2 separate regions of the Mus musculus genome follow, and region 2 is linked to region 1. The links are chromatin contacts, found by Hi-C or POLR2A ChIA-PET in ENCODE. All regions are on one chromosome and are shown on one strand. Each heading gives the region's core, a stretch centred on a gene start or an enhancer-like site at or near the end of the contact. The rest is flanking DNA. Distances are from core to core; before and after follow the strand shown.

The links. A loop is a pair of places that touch in the nucleus more often than their neighbours do. ChIA-PET counts read pairs that join two places held with the same protein, here RNA polymerase II (POLR2A).
Region 2: a loop to region 1 is called in a map of Patski, with 2.0 times the contacts of the local background. The contact joins the enhancer-like site here to the promoter of Elovl7 in region 1. A Hi-C loop is called at or near these places in 1 of 37 maps with a recorded cell type or tissue (Patski). POLR2A ChIA-PET finds 5 or more read pairs at or near these places in 1 of 5 experiments (Patski).

Annotation. Positions count from the first base shown.
Region 1 is chr13:108,209,583-108,216,560 of GRCm38, forward strand. Elovl7 (ELOVL family member 7, elongation of long chain fatty acids (yeast)) reads left to right here and starts at 4,822. Exons shown (of 8, transcript NM_029001.5): 1 at 4,822-4,918.
Region 2 is chr13:108,259,035-108,265,792 of GRCm38, forward strand. The region is part of intron 2 of Elovl7 (ELOVL family member 7, elongation of long chain fatty acids (yeast)); the gene reads left to right. Among named protein-coding and RNA genes, the nearest start is that of Elovl7, 48 kb to the left of the region's middle. Within about 2 kb of position 4,213, at least 1 of the 3 ENCODE cell types and tissues checked has a DNase peak (open chromatin) inside an H3K27ac peak, as active enhancers do.

The DNA.
Region 1 (6,978 bases), core at 3,572-6,071:
ATAACATAATGTAATAAATATATAATTTGGCATTACTTAGGAGGATAAAACTTTAAGCACTGTGTACTAAATGCACTTCCCTGAATTTAGAACTGGTGATATTTGGAGGTGGGCCTTTCAAATGATCGGTTTTCATGTTTCAGTTTTTAAATGTATTTATTTGTGGGGTGTGTGCACACATGCTTGTGCAGTTCACAGTCTTGTGGAGTTCAGAGGAAAACTTTTGGGAGTCATTGGCCTAAAATGATTAGCTTTAGGGGGTAGTTGTAGGTGAGACATCAGAATGAGGGTGCCCCTGACCCTTTTCTAAACACACCCCCCAAGAAGAAAGGAAATCCATGAGCAAGATCAAGAAGATTGCCATCTGCAAGCTGAATAGGCCCCTTCCAGGACCCGACCTTGGACTTGACCATATAACTCTAAGAAAATGCCACTTATCTAATCTATCTAGCCTATGGTATTTTGTTATAACTTAATTTTGTTCATCATCAGTCAAATGTACAAAGGCTTGGTTGTTCAATACTGTAGTAATTAAATGAATAAAAAAATTACATGCATCTACACTAATAAGTCATTGACAAGGATTGGTTGAGACTGGTGAGATGACTCCGTGGGTAAAGATGCTTGCTGCTGGATAGAGAGACCTGACTCCTGCTAGATGCCCTCTGACCTCCACACTAGGGTCATACATCCACAGTATACACACACACACACACACACACACACACACACACACACACACACACTCGTGTGCACGCATGCTAAAAATAAATCTAAAAAGTAAAAGTTGACTAAAAAACAAAGTTTTGGGATAATATATGTGGTCTGGTACTAGGTACTTACAATGTAGTTGTTTATTTTACATTTACATGAAAATCAAAGTATGTATGAGGGATATGCAACAAAAACCACAGGAAGGGCCCACTGTTGTTTCTGAATTCCTTTTTTGGAATAAAAAGAATAAAAGTAGGCTAGAGCTCCAGCTGTTGCCTGCCTTCCTCCTCCTCCTCCTCCTCTTCCTCCTCCTCCTTCTTCCTCTCTCTCTCCCTCCCTCTCTCTTCCTTCCTTCCTTCCTTCCTTCCTTCCTTCCTTCCTTCCTTCCTTCCTTCCTTCCTCCCTCCCTCCCTCCCTCCCTCCCTCCCTCCCTCCCTCCCTCCCTCCCTCCCTTCCTTCCTTCCTTCCTTCCTTCCTTCCTTCCTTTTAATATGTATGTACCACAGAGCGTCTGCATACCTGACAATGCTTGTGCTTCACTCTGTTCTCCTTGGATCCTTTCCTGACTGCACAACAAACTGGATTACAAACAGTCTAAAACTCTCCTCTGTGATTGCTCTCTTCCCGTCTACTCTTGAAACCCACTCTGGCCAGAGTTTCGCCCCATCCATTTAACTAAAGCCATTTTTGTCACATTTGGTGGATGACTTCCATATTGCTAAATCCGCAGTCCCTTCTAGTGCTCGGCATTCGCTAGCGCCATGTTGTAACATGTTGTTCTTCTCCTACGGTGATAAGAATCTGTGTCATTCTTTAGCAAGCGTTCTTTTTCATCACCTTCTAGAGTTGGCTTAATATTTTTATAGGTCATTGATGTTGGATCTGGCTCTCTGATGGCTTCAAGGCAATGGAATGTTAGCCAGCTTGATGTGCCAGGGACCTTCAGTGTGCTCATAAGCTTGGGAATGCCATTTGGACTCGAGTGGTGTGCTGTGAGGTCTCAAGCCAGTTGCTGCGCCTTCCTTCTTGGTTCCAGAGGTCATCAGTTGAGGTAAGGCCAGCTTGCCTACTAAATCTACCTACAGATTGGTGGCCATGAAGACAAAGGCAAATCTACTAATTATTTTTGCTAGGGAGTGATTTGCTGTACACTGTTACTATGGCATTCCTAACAGAGCTACCTTTCAGGAATCATGGATGCTCAGATTTTCCTCTAGGCTGGCTCTCCATCCCCATTCCATAACCACTCACCACTGTGGTGCCCCAGGAGGCTGTCTGCAGACTCCTCATCTCCTTTCTCCTTTCTCGATGCTCTTACCCATCTTTAAAAATATCAAGAGGCTGATAAGTCCTAAATTTACATTCCCAGGCAAGCCCCTCTCTCAGTCTGAAGACTGAGATAACCAACTGCATGTCTGATGTCTGATACACCCACTTGGATACCTAATAGCCTCCTCCATTTAAATCAGTCCTCGAATGTGTTCTGCCCTTTGCCCTATTTTTTTTTCCCTCTGTCTTCCTCTTTATACAAGCAACATGTTCTTTGCAGTTGCTTATGGAAAATGCTTTCATTTTTTTTTTTTTTTGGAACACACCCTTTCTTATCGCTCACCTCAGACCTTTGGGAATCGGGTTGGCCCTTGTCGTCAAGATGTATTGGAGGTTGGGAGATGAGACAGGGTGTGGCTGACCTGGAACTCCCTCTGTAAACCAGGCTGGCCTTGAACCCACCAGCCTCTGCCTCTGAATGCCAGAATGTATTTTAAAGCCTGGCCTTTTCACTTCAACCAGCTCCTCCTTGCCTCTGCTTTATCTTATCTGGACTGTGTAAGAGCCTCTTAACTGTCTCCTTGCTATGTCTCGGCCATTCCTCCCCATCCTCTATACCACTCTCAGTAACATTGTTAGAACACTTACTTTAAAATGCCAGGCTGGAACAAAGGCCTATCATCCCAGCACTTAGGAGGCTGAGGCAGGAAGATTTGAAAGTTTGAGGGCAGCCTAGATTTCATAGCCAGACCTTGCCCCCAAAAAGAGAAAAGCAGAAAGAAAAGGAGGAAGAAAAAAAAAAAAGAAAAAAGAAAAAAGGAAGGAAAGAGAAAAAAAGAAAAAGAAAAGAAAAGAAAACTGAGCGACCAGAAGGTGCCACTCTTCAGAACTGCTCCTTTGAGACTTCGATGTTGCCCTCCCTGTTCCAGTTCAGCTCCCACAACCTCCTAGGTCCTCTGGGAAATGTGGCCTCCTTGCTGTCTCTGTGCCCATGCCTTCAGCTTAGCTACTGTTCCTGTTGCCTAGAGTGCTTCTTACCCGATACACACAGACTTCCTCTTAGCCTGCCATTTCAGCACTGGGGAGAAGGGGACAGGAGGGATATATGTTTGAGGATAGCCTGGGTTACTATCAGAAGTTTTATTCCCAGCCTCTGCTGCATAGTGAATCTCAAAAACACGAGATGCAAAAGGCTCCTTTCACAGAGGCCTTCAACAATGAAGCTTCCCCCTCCCATCCCCCCTCAAAAATCCCCATGCCCTTCCCCTTCCCGTGGTGCTTGTCAGGACCTGAACACATTTTTTTTTTCCTGACCTGGTTATGTATTAACTTTATTGTAAGCTCTGGTTAGACTGAAAGTTCCCTCCCTGAAAAGACAGAACATTTTTAGTTTGTTTTGGTTGTCTGCTGGATCTTTAGATCCTGGGGTGGGGTGGGGTGGGGTGGGGGTAACAGCATTAAATAGGTCTTAAATCTAATTAAATGAATCTAATTAGGCTCTTGCATGTTTGAAATTTTATACAGACAGAAACAGTGACAGGCATGTGACAATTGTCTCTAATTTTTAAGGCGTTTCCAAATCTACCAAACAACTTATTTGTAACATGAAAGAAGAGCATAAACAAGGATTCATTAGTTTGTTTTTTGATTGATGTAAAGCACTGAGCTCAGGAACTTGCACAAGCCGGGCAAGCCCTCTACCACCAAGTTACATCTCCAGTAGAAGATATCTTCAGCGTCTTAATTTGCATTTGAACTTCTGTCCTTTGGGAGTTGCTGTCTCCTTGACTATTCAGTGGGAGTGCCCAGAGTTTTAGGTAGACACTGAAACCTTATTTTCAATGTTCTAGGGTTGGGTCATGGAAGGCTGTCTTGCTTGCTTGTTTTTGCTTTCCCTATGCAAGGTCTCTACTTGTCAAGAGACTTCTTACCCTGATTCTAGGCTAGGAACTCTAGAGCAAGCAGAGCCCATGTGGTGAGGCAGTCCGCACAGGGAAGGCAAACTCTCGGGAGTGTAGGAGGGGGATGGAGGATAGGGGATGTTCTAGTTGAAAGATCAATTCTAGTTTTAGGTTTTGCTATAGAAGCAGATACCTCTAGACTTACATTTTGCCTTCCTGTGCTTGATTTAGAAATCGTTACAGTGTTTATTATGATCATAACTAAACACAGGACTAGCTCATTAAAAAAAAAAAAAAGTCCAGTGCACAAGCACAGGCCTACATTCATCCAGTTCAGCAATTCCAATCCATCAATCAGTGAAGGAGACGGGAGTTTGCTAGACTCTGTTCCTTGTTCTGATCACCATAAAAAAAAGTTGCATACAGTCTGTTCTTCATTGCACTAAAAGCCTCCCCGCGCCTCCTATTTTTCAACAATTCATTCTTAATAATTAAAAGGGATCGAGCTGCCAAAATCTGGCTTGGGCATCTTTACTGGTCTGGTCTCCATTTTAGAGACCTATTTCTCCTTCATCCCTTCTTCCCTCCAGCCGCGCCCTCCCTCGACCGGTCCTGTAATCCATTAGAGTCAAGCAGGACGACAATTCCCATAGTATTTTGGTTAAGCATGCGGATGAATCCAGATGTTGGTATTCACTCTCAGAAAGAAAGGGCACCAGTAGAGCGGACGGGAACCGGCCCCCTACTGCACCCTGGGTTGCTCGGGGCCAGGCTCTACCCGCGGCGAGGGCGGCAGCGGGAGAGGCTGGCATGACACCCCACCCCTCGGCGTCACCTGGCGGCGACGGGCAGGCGGGCCGGGGGGCGGTCCCGGGTGACGCGCGGGGCTGGGAGAGCCGGCAGGTGCCACCCTACCGCCTCCGCCCCTCGCAGCCTGGTCCGCAGCCCCGGCAGCAGGGGCCGCTGTGAGAGCTGCGCTCGCACTGCCCGCCGCCGCCCTCGGCTCCCGCGCGCGCTGCTCGCCCCTCGGCGCGGTGAGTGCGGGGCTGCGGGCCCCAGCAGACTGGGCGAGGCTTTCGGGGGTGGCGCGGAGGGCTGCGGGGGAAGGACGCGCGAGCCGAAGGGGTCGAGCCCCTGGGGGTCGCACGGGAAAGGAAGCGGCGTGGGGCCGGGCAGGGCCTCCCTCCTGGCGGTGCTGCTCGCTGGTCGGGCGCGCCGCGCTCACCTGTGCCTCCCGGAGCCCTGGAGCCCTGTACCCCTAGGGAAGATCGGGGCCCTCCGGGGCATGGGGTGCTGAGCTGCTGCGGTTGAGACTCAAGGAGGGAAGGTCTTGCTCGACCTTGGACCGCGGAGGTCACTTTCTCGGCTCCGGGTCCTGGCTTCCCAGACTCCTCTTCACAAACCAGCTATCCCTTCTTCCTGCTTCTGGGTGCGTCCCGCCTGCCCGAGGGAACTCAGGGCGCTGTCTCTTTGGCTCCGGGAACAGCATCCCGTCCCGGTGACTGCTGCGGGCCAGGGAGGGAGGATGAGTCCACGGCTGTGGAACAGGTCGTTCTGGAGACGGAGTGGCAACTCCTGTCATTTATCGCCTAGGTGTCTTGTGGTGTGAAGTGGGCCTTTCTTTCTTATCAGCCCTCGCTGATTCAAACTTACCGGATTCAGAGGAGCGCCTTTGGGGACTAACTGGAACTCGGGGTGGGAGCGGTCCGGCTGGCAGCAAGGCACAAAAGTCCCACTCCCACTGAACAATAGTTTCAGAGACCCGGCGATTGCCTACTGAACTCCCTCCTGTCCCTGAAGCTGCCCATGAGCGTTTTCTCTCAGCTCCGAGCTCCCAAGTCATCTTTTCTTCCACTCACTCCTGTTTTGCGTTTCTTGTATAAAACTCATCCTCTTTAGTGACTGCCGCCGCCGCCGTACTTTGCGCTTGTGGTTTACAATTTGCAGTTTTTGTTCGGGGGAAATTGTTCTCCCCAAGGTCATCGAGGACTAGGTTTAAAAAAAATCCCTTTCCCTTTACCCCATAGCAGATGCTTATCCAGTGCTGTGTGCCTGACACTGAGAGCTTAACCCTGTCAGTCTTCAAGTAGATATTGTTTTCAGTTTGGGGCTTGGCTTCCAGCCAGCCAGGAGCTCTTGGCCACTCTGCTAGTCTGATGAACCCAGAGTTCTTGGTTCTTACTGCTACTAAGCACTATGCAGGTTCAAGCATCAGGCCCGGGACACTTAATCTCTGGCCCCTTTTCCTCCTTGTTTGTTTTTTACTGTAGCAGCTAAAGCTGATATCAGTCTCTTGATCCCTCTTCTTGTCTCCCTGCTACGGGGTGTGAACCACACGTGCCCAGCCCTTTATAAGATAGATATCTTTAAAAGATAAAAAATTAGATTGACAGGTTGACTTCCTAAAACCTCATTTTTCAAGTCTACTTAACTTCAATTACAATCCAGGGGCCCTGTGTATTCAGTTGAGTCTAATATCTTTGAGGAGACGTTATAATACTCCGTTTCTGTGCCCCAGGCCTTCCCAACGCTCCCGTAGAAGATGGTTTCCGCCACCATTAACCTAGTCACCAAGATGCAAAATCTCAGCCATCCCGCCTCCTGCTACCACTCCCTAACCCCAATTATGGATTTATCCAGCTCTCTCCAGATCTCTCCTGCCTTTGTCAGTCTCAGCCTGCACCCCTCCCATCGCTCTTCACCACACTTCCTCTTTCCCAAAGCGAACACATACTATCACTCATCATACCCACCTTTCTTTTCCCTCTTATTTATTTTGAGACAAGGTCTCGTGTATTCCAGGCTGGCTTCGAACTCTCTGTGTAGCCTCGGATGACCTTAAACTTCAGATCCTCCTGCCTCTAACCTCTGAATTGCTGGGATTATAAGCATGTGCCACCATTTCCAGTATTATTCAGTGCTGGAGAGGGAAACCGGAGGCTTTATGCCTGCTAGATAAGCATCGAACCAAACTGAGCCCCATCCTCAGTCAATACACATTTTGATTATCTTCTTTAGTAAGTGTTTGCTTTCTTCCAGGTCCTGGGCAACTTAAAATGTTACACTATCAGGCATTCTTTGTAGTAGTCACTTA
Region 2 (6,758 bases), core at 2,963-5,462, 49 kb after region 1:
TACTATCCCAGACTAACTGGGTGACCTTGAACAAACTCCCTTTCTTTGTGAGGAAAACGAAAGTGAGACTAGCACCTGTCCTCTAAGGTGTGTGAAAGAATGTTACCTGGGAAGTGGTCCGTCACAAATAGACCCAGAGACTGTTACAATTTATGTTAGATACTTTTTAAAGTAACATATCACAGGAGTTTTGCTTTTTTTTTTTTTCCTTCCTCTTTTTTTTTTTTTTTCCTTGTCAAGATCTAGCAGAGTTAAAAGGATCTGTATTAAGATTTACAGCTTTGTAAAACCGCTGCCAGGTACATCAAGAGAGTGCTCCCTTGTATTTATTTAGTGTCGTATTGATCTCAGGGAGGCATTAGTTTTGTTTTGTGCACCCGGGGAAGAGCTGAATGCATGATCAAGAGCCAAGTATTTCAAGTGTATTCTTGGCTTTGGCCCTAATCCTGTGGGGCCTTAGGAAAACTTACTGTTGCTAGTTTTGTGATACCTGGAGATGGGGTGGCTACGCATGGTTATGTCATGTGGAAAATTCCACGACCATGAAACCTTTAGACGGCTTAATATATAAGCTAGAAGAGAGTTTATTACAATTCTTTGATTATGGGATGCTAGATTTTAAGATCACACTGTAACAGTGCTTTGCAAAGGTTCTTATCATTCAAAAGTCCTTGACGCTTATAGAAGAAGAAGAGGAAGGACTGCAGGCCCCAAAGAGGATAGGAACTCCACAGGGAGACCAACAGAGTCACTAACCTGGACCTCTGGGGCTCTCAGAGTCTGAACCACCAACCAAAGAACACACACAGGCTGGACCTAGGCCTCCCTGCACACCTGTACCTTATCTGCAGCTTGGTCTTCGTTTGGGTCCCGAACATCTAGAATAGGGACTGTCCCCAAAGCTGTTGCCTGTATGTGGGATATGTTCTTCCAGTGGGGCTGCCTTTTTCTGGCCTCAGTGGGAGAGGAAGCACCTGACCTTGGAGAGACTTGAAGTGGTAGGGTTGGGGATATGGGGGGAGGGGGCACCCTCTCAGAAGAGAAGGGGAAGGGGAATGGAGGAAGGATTGTGGGAGGGACTGACAGGGAGAGGGGCAGTGAGCAGGATGTGACATGAATAAGTAAAAAAAATAAAATTAAATTAAATTAAACCAAACCAAAACAAAACAAAAGCAGTCTTTTGCATGTTTGAATGGCAGTGCTCACTTTCAGATAGTGTAAGCTTGCTACTGTTTCTATGAAGTCTTGGTAGACAAGAAAGTACACAGAGACTGAGTTTCCCTTCCCTTTCAGCTTCTTCATTCTGTTGGTTCTTAGACTTGTAAAGTGCATAGACTTGCTGTAGTGTGTGATGCTTAGGAACATTGTCTTATAAGTAGTTGATGGAAGAGCTCCTATTTTAATAATCTATATACCCAGCATTGTACTTTCCTAGAACCCCATTTCTCTCTGGCGAGCTCTCGGGAAAGAATTTTTTAGCTCGTGGTAAATCAGCACTTTGGTGGCCTCTGGGGTGGAACCAACCACACAACCTGCTTTCCTGTATTCTGTTCCCTTCCTGGCTCTTCTGACGACACTCAAATCAGCTCTGAGGCCAAGTACATGGTACACAGGACTGTCCCTGTCTCCTTAGCCTTTTGTTCCTGGGAAAAAACAGGGGACACTTACTGCTGACTGAATCCCTAAACTGAGTCAGAGTTCACCTTAAATGAGATGGTGCCCTCTCTACTCTCTCCATGTCAAGTTATCCCCAACTGACCCACAGGCGTGTCAACTGGCCCACGCTTCACGAGGAAGTGGACCAATGATACCCTTTTCAGGAAGGTAGACGGCCTCTGAAAGCGACAGGAGACAGACAGTAGCCAGAGCCCTGACCATCCTGCTAAGGCTTTGGATTTTATTTGATCAGTGAGGGAGAGCTCACTTAACAAGAGAATAATCTAAGCACATCCCTACTTTTAGAAAGTGAACTTGGCAACTGTACGGAAGACAAAGGGCAGTTTGGATTGAGAGGCAAGGAAAGGTTGTCACAGAGCCTTCCGAGGAACACTGCAGCCTTGCAAGCGGCCCAAGGGAACTTGACCATGCACCAGAATCCTGGTTTCCCAATTTGGACAGCTCATCATGGACACCTGAATAGCTTTTAAAAAGATCGCCTGCTTACAAATTATAGTTGTGTCTGTTTATGTGGTGCAAAGTGATACTGTAATAGTTGTATATATTGTGGAATGACTAGATGAACTAACATACACACTTGCTAAAAACATTAGAAAACTATGGTTAGGAATTTCAACTACATAGAATACTATTATTGTTGTTGTTAGACATATAATATATATTTATTATAATAATTATTATATGACTGTACAAAGTACTATTGTTATGTCATGTCCCTATAATAGAGCTCAAGAAATTAACCTGCATAAGTTAATTTTTGTAGCCATTGGCTAACATAGCTCTCTCCCTGTTGTCTGGCCAAATGCTTAACCCTTATTTTTCACATATGAGACTATCTGTTGCTTTCTGAGTCTGGCTTATCTCAATTACTGTAACAATGTTGCCATCCTGCTGATCAAGAGGTTGCAGAGAGCATGGTTTCCTTTTTGGAGACCAGATGATCCCCCACTTCTGTTACCCTGCTTTCTTTATTCCTCTGATGATGAACCACGGAACAGATTCCACACCTTGGCTATTGTGGCTACTACTCAGGGAGCCTGCGTAGGATTTCTGAAATGAGATTTCTGGACTTATGATAGTTCTTTTAGGTTTTTAATGGGGTCTCCGTGTGGTTTTCCTTAGTGGCTGGACTAATTTATAGCCTTATCCTGAGTGCAGAAATGCCCCCATCCTTCCATATCCTCAGCATCACTCATCCTCAGCATCCCTCATTATCTTTAGTTTGTTTGATGATGCAGTCCTACAAGTGAGAGGAGATTGATTGAAAATTCTGGTATTGATTTATGTTCTCTTGATAATTAGCAATACTTAACATTTTCTCTTGTGTCTCTTCTTTTTGATAAATTAACTTCTTTGCCTTGGTTTTGTTTTGTTTTGTTTTGTTTTGTTTTGTTTTTTTGAGACAGGGTTTCACTGTGTAGCCCTGGCTGTTCTGGAACTCACTCTGTAGACCAGGCTGGCCTCGAACTCAGAAATTCACCTGCCTCTGCCTCCCAAACTGCTAGGATTAAAGGGGTGCGCCACCACACCTGGCCTTTACCATTTTTTTTTTAATGGCTAATTTTTAAAAGCTTATATTCCTGGTACCCAACCCTTAGGACTTTGATTCAGTTGGATCAAGGTCACTGTTTTTATTATTGGGCTTTTAAACACTACAGAGGTGATTCTGCTATGATTACAGATTGGAGATCTACTGTAATGACAAGAGCAAGTTTATTGAGAGTTTAAGATCTTTGCAAACTCCTCACCCGGTCCTCTATGAAATATGTGTTTTATGCCCAATTCATAGATGAGAAAACCAAGTAGAGTATGGTTAAGTCAATGACCCGATTCTGCATAAAAGGCCAGAGGAGAGACAGGCTCACCATGCTGACTGGCTGGCTCTACAATATTGCTGTAGTAGAATGTTTAGAGCCTGGTACTAAAAAAGGAGGTGAGGAGACGGCTCAGTGAGTAAATCGTGTGCTGTGAAGACCTGGGTTCAGTACCCAGTGCCCATGTGAAAAGCCTAGAAGGGTGGCCCATGCCTAGACTCCCAGCTTAGCAAAGCAGAGACAAGGGAGTGATCCCACCTGTCTACTGGCCAGCCAGCCTAGCCAAGTCACAGAACAAACAAACAAACAAACAAACAAACAAACAAGTGGACCACTCTTGACGAATAACCCCAAGGTTGACCTCTGACCTCCTTATAGGCACACACAAATGTGTGTTCCTTTCTTTGGACACACAAACGTATGTTATATTTTCTTGTTCTTCTTGTTATTTTGTTATCTTTTTGTTTTTGAAGATAACATAGAGTGAAACAAGGTTTTTCCCATTGTGACTTTGTATTTGTAGGACTTGAAGGTCGTGTATACACAGGATTTTAAGAAAAAGCGTGTGCTGAAAAGTTAAATCGCAGGAAGAAACGATTTATTTGGAAATGATTTTCTTGGTCTTCCTGAGCTAGCCTGGCATGCTTTTCTTGGCTTGTTTTCTTTCTGTTGCTAACAGGGGAGGGACAGAAGGGTGACGTCATTCAATTTTTTTCTTCCCCTGCCAAGTCAGTGAAAGAATACAACAAAAGATAGCCGCGATGGAGAGGTGCCTTTACTGACACTCAAAGCATCTTAGTGCAAAAGCTGTGTTTGGGGTGACTAACAGCAGAAGTATTTGCAATTACCTATGAAGAAGAAACCGGAAGACTCCATGCTCAGTCAGAGATGATTGCAGCCCTCTGGGCTCTTCCTTTGCTGCTGATTTCATTAGTTTTTGTTTTATGAGGAATAAAGCCTAGACATATTAATAAAACAATAAAAAGCTAGACATTGGCTTTATTGACATTCAAGCATTACAGTTTATATTGACCAGCAGGGGAAGGAATTCATTTAGGGATGATCAGTTCTTACTCTGTGCCCGGATTTCCAGTGCTGTGACAAGCTTGCTTTCCTGAGACTGCCCTTGTGATGTAAGATCCACAAAGTGATAACCAAGGGTGACCAGAAATCCTGTCTTAGGAAACTCACCACTGTTACAAGGTTAGGGAAGAAGCCACTGAAACAGAAGAGACCGTAGTTAACATATACCTGGGGGGCCAATTTAAGGACCCTTCTAGGTTTAAAAAAGTGACAAGTTTTGAGAATAGAGTAAGAGAAAGTAAGAGAAAATCCTTTCAAATTTTAGAACTTTGCATTTTAAAAAAGATTTCTTTATTTTACTTTTATGTGCATGTATGTCATGTCCTGAGGAGTTGGAGATGGTTATAGATGGTTGTGACCTGCTTTGTGGGAGCTGGGAATTAAACACTGATCCTCCAGAAGAGCTGCCAGCGCTCTTAATTCCTGAGACATCCCTCTAGCCTTAAGAGTTTTGCATTTTCAGTGTTGGCCAGGAAACTTGTGTTGATGATCTCTTTTGTGCAGGACTTTTACTAAAATCGTTCTTGCTGAAAACATTTCTGTCTTCTCTCTGTTAAAGGCACTGTGCTCTTCTGAGCACATGTGTTTCTCTCTCTGCCCCATCTCATGCTGGGGCCCTCTTGAATGTCTCTTCCTTGGCTTCAAGACATCTTACTTTTGTGGTTTTATTCCCGTTTCACTGTGCATTCCTCCTTAGCCTCCCTCACAGTTTTCTCATCCATCTCTCCTGAGCCTGTGAGGTCCTTGGCACTCGGACCTTAGCACTTACTGTACATGTATTTATTTCTTATAAACCCACTCCATGGCTTTAATAGTCATCATATATGTGATGGTGACCCCCAAACCTCCATCTCTAGCTTGGATCTCACTCCTAATCCCAGATCCATACATCCAGCTATGTGTGACATTGTCTGCGTGAATGTTTCTAGGCACTGAAGTGTAAGACTGTCTAAAGCCTTCGCTATCTGTCTGTCTATGACACTCTGTTGCCAGTATAAATGATGTCATAGTCTTACAGGTAACAGCTTCTGAATTTTTTTTAACTTCTGCTTGTGTTTTATTATCCATGTTTGACCATCTATTTTGTTTTCTTCCTTAATGCATTTCAAAACAGTCTGCCCCTATTAATGGGCTACTGTTGTCAAAGTACTAAAGGTTTAATGTATAGATGTGCTCTAGAAAACAGCTGTATTTCTAAGCTGTTCTACAGAGCATCACTTCTAAAAGTTGTACAATATTATTATATATATAGAGAGTAGAATGCTACACACACACACACACACACATACACACACACACACACACACATATCACACACACACACACACATACACACATCCCTCCAGGATTCCATAAGCAAATTGTCTTGGAGAGTGCTACATACCAGTGTTCTCATCGTATCAATCCATGCTAACACAGAGTACTAGAGACCTTGTAGCAAGCATCCTATTTTACCCTCTATTCCAGCATCCTCTCATCGCTTTGGTGGAGTCTGTACTCACTTGAATAGTTGTGTAGAGTTGTAGTTGCGTAGAGAGGTGTCCTTTATAGACATAAGAACAAACTCAGATCCTTAACATCGGGCATCGGTTTTTGAGCTGACTGTTTTACTCCGTAGCTTGTTTTGCCTATTTGAGACGGTGGCACCTGTTTGCAATTTTTAAGTAAGGCCCACTTGAGACAGAATAAGTCAGTTTTACTAAATAAAGCCCTTGGCGTCAACTGTTAATGTAACTTGTCCAGGATTAAAAGAGAAGCTGAGTGGATAGTCGTGGCGTTCTCGTGAAGAAGTTTGGGGTGAGAAGGTTTGCTGGTAACTGGCTTGCTCCAGATCTTTCACCCCTCATGAAGGGGATGCTCTGTGTACAGCTGAGTCAGATGCTCCTGCAAGCTGCCTATAGCTGTTTTCCTCCGTTCCACTCTGGGATCATGAGGTCACTTGGTCAAATTACACCCCAAGTGCTTGAAATTATAGAATGAATCACAGTTTGTTTTAAATTGCAATTTTTAAATGCCACAATCCTGTTAGCCCGGAGGCAGCAAGAACTGGACGAACTTACGTTTCTGTGGCTGCAAGGGCATTACCTATTTTATTTGGCTCAAAACATCATATTTGCTGGCTCACACTTTAGAAACACTCTAGAGAGTTAGATATTGACATGGTCCCTTTCAGTTTTGTGGTTC